Linked DNA regions of Homo sapiens: regions 1 and 2 are each linked to region 3. The links are chromatin contacts, found by Hi-C or POLR2A ChIA-PET in ENCODE. All regions are on one chromosome and are shown on one strand. Each heading gives the region's core, a stretch centred on a gene start or an enhancer-like site at or near the end of the contact. The rest is flanking DNA. Distances are from core to core; before and after follow the strand shown.

Region 1 (3,310 bases), core at 567-3,066, 160 kb after region 3:
GTCTATGCTAAAATGAAAGAAAGAGCAAATTTGTGGTAAATTGTATAGCTTTTGTTCTCCTGGCAATGTTTATTCTATAACTGGGTCTTTCTTTTTTGTATTTTTAAAGTAAGCATTTAATCAAAAACATTTAGTCAAAACATCATGTTTTTGTTTGTTTATTTGTAAGAAATTATATTTCAACATATGTAGGTTAAAAATGTGTTAGTTTGGTTTATTTTCTTTGTTATTTTATCTCCTTTTTTTTTTCTTTCAGATCATCACTCAGCCTTGGTGAATTGTTTTGATTAGAGAGAGAGAGGTCTTTGAGATGGTTTGCAGTGAGAGCGTCATGGTTTGTGCAGGCAGGCAGTATTCTTTTTGTCTTTTTATTGGGCCAAGGACATCTACAGATTTTATCAATAGGTGCATAAAAATTTGTAGATGGGGGTGGAACAAAGTTTCATTCTCTCCATAGACACAGCACCAAAATTATCAAATTGAACACATTTCTACTTGAGAAGGCTCAAGATTTGTCCTTAGCCTGAATTGTGCATGTTCTTCCTTTTAATATGCATTTTTTTAAATGCCAGGGGAAATTTAAGCGGTGTTTATTAAAGCAGAAATGTATTGATGACATGTGTTGGAGGTTTTATTTCAATCCCCCGAGTTCTGCAATGAACAGATCTGTTTTACACTCAGCCCAGGCAGCCTGATTTACCCACTGGCCCTTCTGTTGGATACCTGGTGATTTTATTTTTCATCCGTGATATGGTTCGGTTGCCCCCATTAAAAAACATATGTTTAATTGAAACTTTTAAAGAAAATTTGAGAAAATCTTATTTAAAGAAGTTTATCACACATTATAAAGAACTTTTTGAGACAGAAAATATTTTAAGAGGAAAAAAAGCCTTAATTTTCTAACTGTTTGTAGTGATGCTCAGTGACATTGCTTTGATATAGAGGAGTATGATAAGGGCTGTTAGCTGATTTTCTGAGATCAACCCATTTTAATGTACTTGTCCAATAATTAACTCAATACTAGATGAAAGCAGTCTTCCAAATTCCAACATTAAGTTTTAATACCAAGCCAGGTATGAGGCATTCAAACTCATTGCAGCAAACAGGTTTCTAAGTGTGGCTTTTTCTTTCATGCAGAGAAGGGACTGATTAGTTTCCCAAACCATAAAAATTGTTTTCTTTCTTTTTCTTTTTCTTTTTTTTTTTTTTTTGAGGGGGGCGGGGTGCGGTTCTGAAACTGATTTCTTGGTTGTCTCCATTACTCACAAATCCGCTTGCCATATTTGGTAGCAAAGGCAGGGGCTAAACTTATCTTAGCTGTTGCCCACAATTTATGAAGAGATAATCCAGTTCATAGGAAATGAGGTACTTCAAGTATTTGAGGAATGGCAAGTATTTCTTTGTCAGCATTGATTCAGCTTCAAATACGTCTCCTACTGATCTCTGGACTACCGCTCTACGCCGCATTGATCCATGCAGGAATAATTGTAAAGAGTTTCCAGGATTTCTTTTACTATCAGAAAAACAACACCCTGGAATCACTTTGCCTGTGGTTTATAGTGAAAACAGCCGTCTGAGCATTTTGAGCCAATAGCTTTGGATAAGGTGTGTAATTTGTTTGGTGCTAAGTTCTGTGACATGAAAAGTAAATTACAATTGGGAAGGATAGTGGGAAGAGGGATACCATTATTAAAGAAAAAGAAGAAAAGAAAAAAATATTGTTTCAGCAGCAAGGATTTTTGAGGTTTAATTCTTCTCCCCACTCCAAATTTGCTGGCTTGAGGCTACTCATCGCTTCATTGCCACCCATAAAAGCACATGGATTTTAAGCTGATGAAAAAGATGGACATGGATTATGCCTTTTCCTCTGCCAATGCTATGAGAATACCTTGGTTCACTAGAAGAAATGCTGACAGGTAAAAATGAATAGAATATCATAATTTTTATTCAAATAGGATAGCAAATGCTTGTAAAATATTCCTAAAATTGTGCATAACCTTTGATTCAGATAAATCGCTTTTAAGAATATAGAAATAATCATGTGTTTGAGCCCGGAGTTTGCTGCCTAACCATGGCACATTAACATAGGTAAAATTAGGAACAACTTGAATGTCCAAGTGTGGTCTGAATGAATATATTGAGGTATACACTAGTAAAAATGTAAGTAGGTGGACTCATACCTTCGCAGCAATGATACACTCTTGTAGGCATTGAAAATGTGTTGATACTAATCTAGATACTGAGCATAAAGAATTAAGGAAGAAAAACAAGGTCTATGATCGTATTGAATTTATATTATGTATGGAAGAATTGATAGTGACAGAAAAGTACATTTAACATATATTTTTAAGATAAAAATTAGGTGGCTAAACCTGGGTTTCCCAGGAAGCAAATCTAATGGCAGATGGCTTATGTACTATTGCTTTATTAGCAAGTGCCATCCCAGGAAAGAGAAGTGACAGAGCAGGGGAGTAAGGCAGGGAAGAAAGGGAGAGCCAACAGGAGGAGAAGGCATTATTGATATTGATAGTGATATTGGTCACTGCTGAGTTAAACTGATTGCTGGTTAAGTGAGGCTGAGCCCTCCTCAAGTAGCCATGTAAAGCATCTCTCTAGACTCTGTAGAGTAAGGGTTGGGAGCAGAAAGGGGGAAGAATGTGTCCATTGGCTTCTATATCTATTGGTCATTTTTTTCCCTCTGGGGTGTTAATTCTTCCACACTTCCAGGTTATTCATGTGTGGACAGGCACTGAGTAGATGCATCTGTGGGCATCCCCAAGGCATTTCAGGTATGCATGTTTGAAGTAGGTCAAAGCCCACCCAGGAGATGCCTGGGTGTTTGATGCATGTAGAACACTGATTGAGTAGGTTACGAAATATATGATTACTATGATTCCGTTTTTGATGTAGAAATACTTAAAATGTTAACAATGATTATAGTTGGGTTTTTGGAATATGGTTTGTGTTTGTGTTCTTTTTGTCTTTGCATTTTTTTCTTGCAATGAACATGGATTGGTTTTGCAGTAAGAAAAAAACTAAAAACTTATATTTTTAAAATGGAAATTTGTCATTCTTCATATTTCACAAATTATGATTTTTCTCCAATGTTATTTACTTAAAATTTTTCATTCTTCTTATTTCACAAATTATGTTTTTTTTTTTACTATTATTATTACACTTTAAGTTTTAGGGTACATGTGCACAATATGCAGGTTAGTTACATATGTATACATGTGCCATGCTGGTGTGCTGCACCCATTAACTCGTCATTTAGCGTTAGGTATATCTCCTAATGCTATCCCTCCCCCCT
Region 2 (3,311 bases), core at 399-2,898, 200 kb before region 3:
AAGCTATATCTCTATATCAAATGCCAGAATTTAAAAATAAAAGGATGGGCTATGTGAATGCAAAGCACATGATTGTTTTATATTCATAAATGGTGAAACCCACAAAGAACATACAATAATAGGAAACTAAGGTGAAAATATAGCATTTAAAATATTAAAATATTCAATGTTAATGAAAATTGTTATACCCCTCTAACGAACAAGAGAAAATATCACTTCTTTTTTTTTGAGACGGAGTCTCGCTCTATCACCCAGGCTGGAGTGCAGTGGCGTGATCTTGGCTCACTGCAAGCTCCGCCTCCCGGGTTCATGCCATTCTCCTGCCTCAGCCTCCCTAGTACCTCCAACTATAGGCGCCTGCCACCACGGCCGGCTAACTTTTTGTATTTTTAGTAGAGACGGGGTTTCACCGTGTTAGCCAGGATGGTCTCAATCTCCTGACCTCGTGATCCACCCACCTCGGCTTCCAAAAGTGCTGGGATTGCAGGCTGCACAAATACCACTTCTATTTAAAAACATTTAAGAAACTTTTAGTGACTATTTTCCAAAAATGTCATATTGAGTGAAGTGAAGTAAATTCAGTTCATCTTTTAAGAGGATGTGAAAGTGTTACTTTAGAGTATTCAGGAAGTTGGACTGTGAAATGCAATTATATTTTATGTTATTAGGGCAACAGATGTATTAGTTTTCTTTTATGCGTATCTAGCATGAAAATATCAAGCACAATTATTATATACAATAATGCTTAATTTGATATGAATCAGTGCTATTGCATCACACTTATAAAGGAAAGATTATGTTGTATAATTAAGTATAAGCAGAATCTCCCTCTGCATGGCACCATTAACCAGCATCTTGAGTATTACACTTGTTTTAGAGAAGCTCAAATAAAGAACAAAGGTTTTCAGAGGAAAACAATGAAGAAAGGTTTCGGGATTTTTTTCTGTGTATTATAAGGAGATTAGGAGTCATATGTCTCCAAACATTTGAAATTGGATCAATTTAAGCTTGTCTGAGTTGTAAGTAATGACTGAAATCTAAATATTAGAAAGAAAATCTGTATATATCCTAAGGAAATACTCTTAAATACGTGAAATGATAGTGATTACAATTACACCAATTGAGGCATTGGTTATGATAGCAAAAAACAAAACAAACAAAAAAAGCCCTGTATAAAAATTTAATGATTAGCTCTAGAGCATTAGATAACCAAATTACCATATTATTGTGATACTGAAGTCACTTAAATAATGTGTAGTATAATACAAGATTATGCAAAACATTTGCATATTATTTTAAATGAACAAAGTTACAAACTAGGAATATACACTACAATCTCATTTTTAAATAAAAATATAGACATATAGAATAAGATTAAATGAACACACTTCAAAATGTTATTGACTTATTTCTAGGTGGTAGGATTTCAAGTGATTCTATTTGCTTTTGTTCTATGTATATGTATTTCCTGAATTCTGTACACTAAAAATCCTTTAGTAGTTAACTCTTACTGAGTTCTTACTCTATATATGGCATTGTTCTAAGCAAGTGCTTTATATGTCTTAATTTGTAAACACTTCAACAGCCCTGTAAAAGAGCCATTTCTACATTCATTTTTTTTTTTTTCGCCAGCTGAGAAAACGGAAGCCCGGAGCTTAAATGACTTGCCTAGGTTTCCTGAGTAGAAACTGACAGAGCCTAGATGTGAACCTTAGAAGTTTGGCACCAGAACCAGCACACTCCAAGCACTCCACAAATAAGAACTGTATTATCTTTCATAATTTTCAAAGAACCTTAATAATAATGATAAAAATAAAGGAAGATATTTGATTAATTTTAAGTTTGCCACACTTGCCATTCATCACAAAGATCAGTTCTATCTTTATTTCTACAAATTTACAAATTTTATTTCTACAAAATTACAGGAAACAATACTGGCCAATATTCCTCAGCAGTGTTTGAATAGAGCTTTTCCTGAAGACATGAGTGTCTTCTAAACTTTTAATTTTGTGACTTTAACAAAAACAAAATATCACATGTTGTTGTTGTCCTCAGGAGCACTAAGAAATTTCCTGCCTGAGAAGTAAATGACTGAGGGGAAAAAATTATAGACCATTATGGCATGCTAATAATCCAAATTAGATAAACAAACACAAGCAATGGAAAGGAAGAAAGAGCAAATGCATTCAGCAGAGAATGGTGATAAAAAATAATGGACAGCTCATTCTCCACAGCTAAAATTGCACAAGCTGAGCTGTCTAAGGGAAATGAGTCATCTGTTTCTCAAGTTATAAGGGAATCTTACAGAATATTTTGAGTTTGAATAGCTAACACCGCAGGCAATTGAAATAGGTCTCCAAATATCTGATTAAAGTCATGCATGATTACAGCTGGTATAGAATATTTTTGTACCTTTCTTGCAAATGGTAAAATGTAGGTTAAATCTCTAATTTTCTCTGTTACTTAACTTCTAAAGTAGGTATTAATTAAAGAAATAAATTAAGATATGCTTAACTAAATTCTTAGATATGAAAATGAAGTATGAAACTTTTTATTAGTACATTATTCACTTTTACAATGCTTCTTAATGAACTATTTGGTCCTTTGATTCAACAGTCCTTTTATCTCATATGAATTCTTTAAAACAAATGGATTTTCTGGAGTAGAATCCGGTTTTAAATATCTAAAATATCAGCCTCAGAATGCCAGAGTGACTGAATAGAAGGAAAAATGAGAAGAAGAAGAATATAAAGGGTGCTGTGCAATCATGACAGATAAAAACACAGGAGATCACAGTAAAAATAAAACTACCAATAGTGTCATCTATAGAATTCGGTCACCTATTTTTTCCAACTTAATTTGATCGAGCAAATTGCCTACAAAAAAACCATCCAGCAAGGTGATTTTTGTACTTCATTGCTTATAACTATAACTCCACCATCTGTTCTATAAATGATATATTAAAAATCAAATCAATGGTGATTTTTAAAACACATGTCCTTTTTAAGAATATGATATATTATCTCCCATGATTCCTTACCAATTTGCTACTTCACAGAAAAAAATGAATTGTCCTCTGGTTTCTTAAATTGTCTATGTAATAAAACACAGTAACACATACTATGAAAAGCTGAGGGTAAAACAGAACTTTAGGATCTTTCATAAGTTAAATATGTCATAATATTTTGTCATTTCACAAAGCAATGATGCTCAAGGAGATATTATTTGAAGAACAGATAGCCATAATCTCTATTAATACAAAAATATATAGGGAAGGACATTTTCATTTAGACTTTTATACACTATGATAA
Region 3 (3,619 bases), core at 240-2,739:
TTTTCAATGCTTTCCAAGTAGTCTCCTTCAGTTTTGCTTCCTCACAATTAAAATAAAATATATACACACACTGACCCACAGACTCGCACGCTTTAAGAAACTAGAACAACGCAGTTGATATGCTTTCTTTCTACCCAAGTAGCAGTGCCAGCCTTTTCCCTACCTACCCAATGTTCCACCAGCTTCAGCACCTGGACGAATGGACAGCTCAACCCGGGCCGACTGCCGGCAGCACTCGCAGCAGAACTGACGCTCTGAGCTCTAACCAAAGCTCTCTCGTGCTTGAGCGGGGCAGCCTGACTTACGAGAACACCATTTCCTACGAGACCACTGCCGCTGGGTGCATATTCAATTCAAGCCTCCTTAAGCTGTCGGATTTCCCCCACCCATCCACCCTCCCCCCCTTCTCCACCCTCCACACAAAAACAAAAAAGGGAAAAAGCCCAATACCATCAGGGCGTTTGTTGATCAACTTACACTTCGCTTTTGAATATTTAGATACTGCTAGCGGAACAATATCAGCGGAGGCTTAGGTCCGCATTAAGTACCTTTGTTCATCGACTCCTGCAAGCCATGTTTATTAGAATCTACATTTCTCTCGCGCCCCAATAACTAGAGGTGTGTTTTGCGGGCAGGGGGCTTTCAGCACCTTTTGATCTCTCAAGGCCACCGCGACTGATTGACGGTTCCCAGTACTTTCCTATGCTATCCCCCATACTCCAACACCCATCCCAGTTAATCGCTTCGCAATTTGCAACCAAAAATACATAAAGAAACGCGACAAAGCAATGGGTTTGAGGAAATAAGCCAATTAAGCTAAAGCTGAAATGCCTCTCTCTCTCTCTCTCTCTCTCTCCCCCCCTTCTCCCTCTTTCTCTTCCCCCTTGACTCCCTCCCTCTCCCTCTCTCCTTCCCTCTCAAGTAGAAAGGGGGAAACACCAAGGAGAGAGAAAAAATCGGGAGGAGGGTGGTAGTCGACTCTTACAGTCAATGGAAAAAGAGTATACACATCTTTACTGAATAATACTCTCGTTCTCAGACAAAAAGAAACACATTTTTCGATGTAAACATAGTCTGCCTCTGCCATACATCCTACATCCTTTACGTTTGCTGAGATTTGTCTTGCTGTATGGCAAAGTAACTGTCACAAATCCATCTCGATTGAAGTGCTTACCCTCTAAATCCAGGTTTCAAGCGGAACTCCAACTGTGTGTAGAAGCCAGGGAGTCATCTGATGTGCAGTGAGGTAGGCTCTGGGCAGTGTGAGCTGCTTCTTCTCTCCGAGTGCCGGGTTACAGTGTTAACAAGCCTTGGGAAGGGACCTCGGCGCCTCGCGCTGGCTGTGCCCCAGTGCCTTCGCGTGGTGGCGGCTTGCTCATGCTTCCGAGGAGTCCCAGGCGATAGCCTTCAGCTGATGCGAGCTTCCAGAAAGGAGTGGGGAAGGGAAAAAATCATCTAATGCAATCAAATCGATCTGATCTACACCATCTGTCGCCTGCCACTATACACAAACGTTAAAATAGGAAAACGGAAAACACTGACAGCCGAGAGGGTTGGTCTGCAAAGAGTTCATTTTTAGCAGAGCATAATTCGATATGGTCGGCGTACAGTTACAAAAGCTGCTGTTAACCATCCAGTAGTGGATCCCAAACATGCTAATGGTGGATTAATTGAGGAAGATCTGACGTGCAAGCTTCATAGTCTCTTATTCATGACTTCCCAATGGGAAAGGACCAATGCCTTGTGGGACTATGGTAACATACAGTCAAAAAGCTGCTAAGAAAATGGCTGTGTGTTCACAGCACCTCTCTCTGATAACAAACATATGTCGACTAAAATGGTTTAGTAGAATGGGAGGGGGTGTTGGAGAATAAAATTTTCTTTCCCCGTGTAAGCAATCCCCATTTTCTTTTCTTAAAGAAAAGCAAAAACAGATATGATCTCTTTACCATAGTGGGGGGAAAAGGATGTTTTAAAAGGTTTTTATCAAGATCAAACTCTGCCATATAAAAGAAACGGAACACTCCTGTGCAGCAATTCTTTAAAAAAAAAATCTATTCTCATTTTTTTCCTTACTGTGATCAAAGTAGATCCATAGCATGTGCAGTATACAGAAACTCAGTCCAGTTAATCCCACCAGGATTGATTCAAGGTTGTTTAATGCCAGGTACCCTTTTGACTTCTTAAAACCAGGATGCCTTTTGGGGAAGGCATTTTGTATCATTTAAAATTGACATAATGAACATTAAGTATGATTGCAGTGAGGAGATGAGAAGAGTTTTCCTTTCTAATTCTGTAATTACTCTCTCTAGCCAAAACCCCTTTTGGTCTGTTTCCAGTCTTCCCAGATCAGTTGATGGGGAAATATAGGGATGGGGGAGGGAGTGGAAATACCGAGAAGGAGGGAAAGAGAGTGTGGATTATCGATAGCCAATAAATTCTATTCCACTTGTAATAGAAAAATATATAGCAATAAAAGAGATAACTCACTAATTGTTGATCGTGATTTTAAGTTTAAACCAGTTTTAAAAAATAATGTTTGATACATGGAAAGAAGACATATTGCAAACAATGGGATGACTGCCCCCCACCCATTTATAGTTATAGGTTTAAAAAATATTGAAATAGGGTTTATTATCTAGATATGTGACTATCTTTTATTAAATATATCTCAAAATTCCATATTTCCTCTGATTTTTGTCATCCATTTGAACACTGAAAACTATGGTCACTTTGATTCTGCTGTCTTTTCTTTGGTAACATACATTACATAAATTCTGTAGTAAACAATTAGTGTTCAGGAAAATTCTAAAGATGAATGTGTCTCCTAAAACTTTGATAATCTCTTTAAGGAAAAAAAAACCTAACAGTTATGAATTAAATTAGTCTAAAAATATAGCTTGAAGACAAATCAAACAATTTACCTGATCTTTTGTTTCAATATACATTAATTAAGCACTCTTTCCAACCTACACAACATTCCAGGGTCATAGTCAGATATTCAAGTCTAATAGTTCAGCAGCCTTTGTTGTCATTCGTGTCAAGCTATTGCCCCCTGCAGGTTAGGCTGAAAGTGCAGGCAGAATTTGGCCAAGTCCTCAGGAAATTGATGGTACACAAGTTACTCAGTCTCTCCCAATATTTAACTAGAGTCAACTTTTTAAGTTTGCTTTCATTATGGTTTAAACTATTTATTTACAGATAGGTAGTACATTAAGAAAAATGCTCTTTAAAGATGTGACTTCAGTTTTTCTTCTGAGAATTTAGCTGCATTGAGTAAACCATCCACTTTGTTGTGATACAAGGAGCATTTTGACACATTTAGTATAGTTTTCTTCATCTTCCCTTATCCTTATTCCATAAGATCCAGCAAAATTAAAAAAAAAACATATGTAACAGGATTGGAATTATGAATTCTCATAATAAATATATAGCCCTGGGCAATTTGATATCAGTATGCTTTTGGTAGACTCAATGAAGTGTGTGCAAATCAAACCATTTCAGATTCTCCCTGCTCCTGATATGATGAGGTCAATTACACCATTTATCTTGATTATAAAATTAAACATTATTTCAACCTCCATATTCCTGCTATACTATCATCCTTTCCCACAATCAA

The links. A loop is a pair of places that touch in the nucleus more often than their neighbours do. ChIA-PET counts read pairs that join two places held with the same protein, here RNA polymerase II (POLR2A). Pooled maps may share reads with other maps.
Region 1: a map of PC-9 shows a loop between it and region 3 (2.7-fold over the local background). The contact joins the promoter of LINC01776 here to the promoter of MIR137HG in region 3. A Hi-C loop is called at or near these places in 3 of 168 maps with a recorded cell type or tissue (IMR-90, PC-9 and endothelial cell of umbilical vein) and 3 of 50 pooled maps. POLR2A ChIA-PET finds 5 or more read pairs at or near these places in 2 of 52 experiments (PC-9 and endothelial cell of umbilical vein).
Region 2: a map of endothelial cell of umbilical vein shows a loop between it and region 3 (4-fold over the local background). The contact joins the enhancer-like site here to the promoter of MIR137HG in region 3. A Hi-C loop is called at or near these places in 6 of 168 maps with a recorded cell type or tissue (A673, IMR-90, MCF 10A and 3 more), 4 of 37 single-sample maps with no recorded cell type and 7 of 50 pooled maps. POLR2A ChIA-PET finds 5 or more read pairs at or near these places in 1 of 52 experiments (PC-9).

What each region holds. Positions count from the first base shown.
Region 1 is chr1:98,208,895-98,212,204 of GRCh38, forward strand. LINC01776 (long intergenic non-protein coding RNA 1776) reads left to right here and starts at 1,817. Exons shown (of 3, transcript NR_046088.1): 1 at 1,817-1,916. All of the region lies in intron 1 of LOC124900404 (a long non-coding RNA gene), which reads left to right.
Region 2 is chr1:97,847,888-97,851,198 of GRCh38, forward strand. All of the region lies in intron 2 of DPYD (dihydropyrimidine dehydrogenase), which reads right to left. Among named protein-coding and RNA genes, the nearest start is that of DPYD-AS2, 53 kb to the left of the region's middle. Within about 2 kb of position 1,649, at least 6 of the 41 ENCODE cell types and tissues checked have a DNase peak (open chromatin) inside an H3K27ac peak, as active enhancers do; they include A673, PC-9 and endothelial cell of umbilical vein, where a contact is called at or near this core.
Region 3 is chr1:98,048,204-98,051,822 of GRCh38, forward strand. It overlaps MIR137HG (MIR137 host gene), which reads right to left and starts at 1,490. Exons shown (of 5, transcript NR_046105.1): 1 at 1,175-1,490.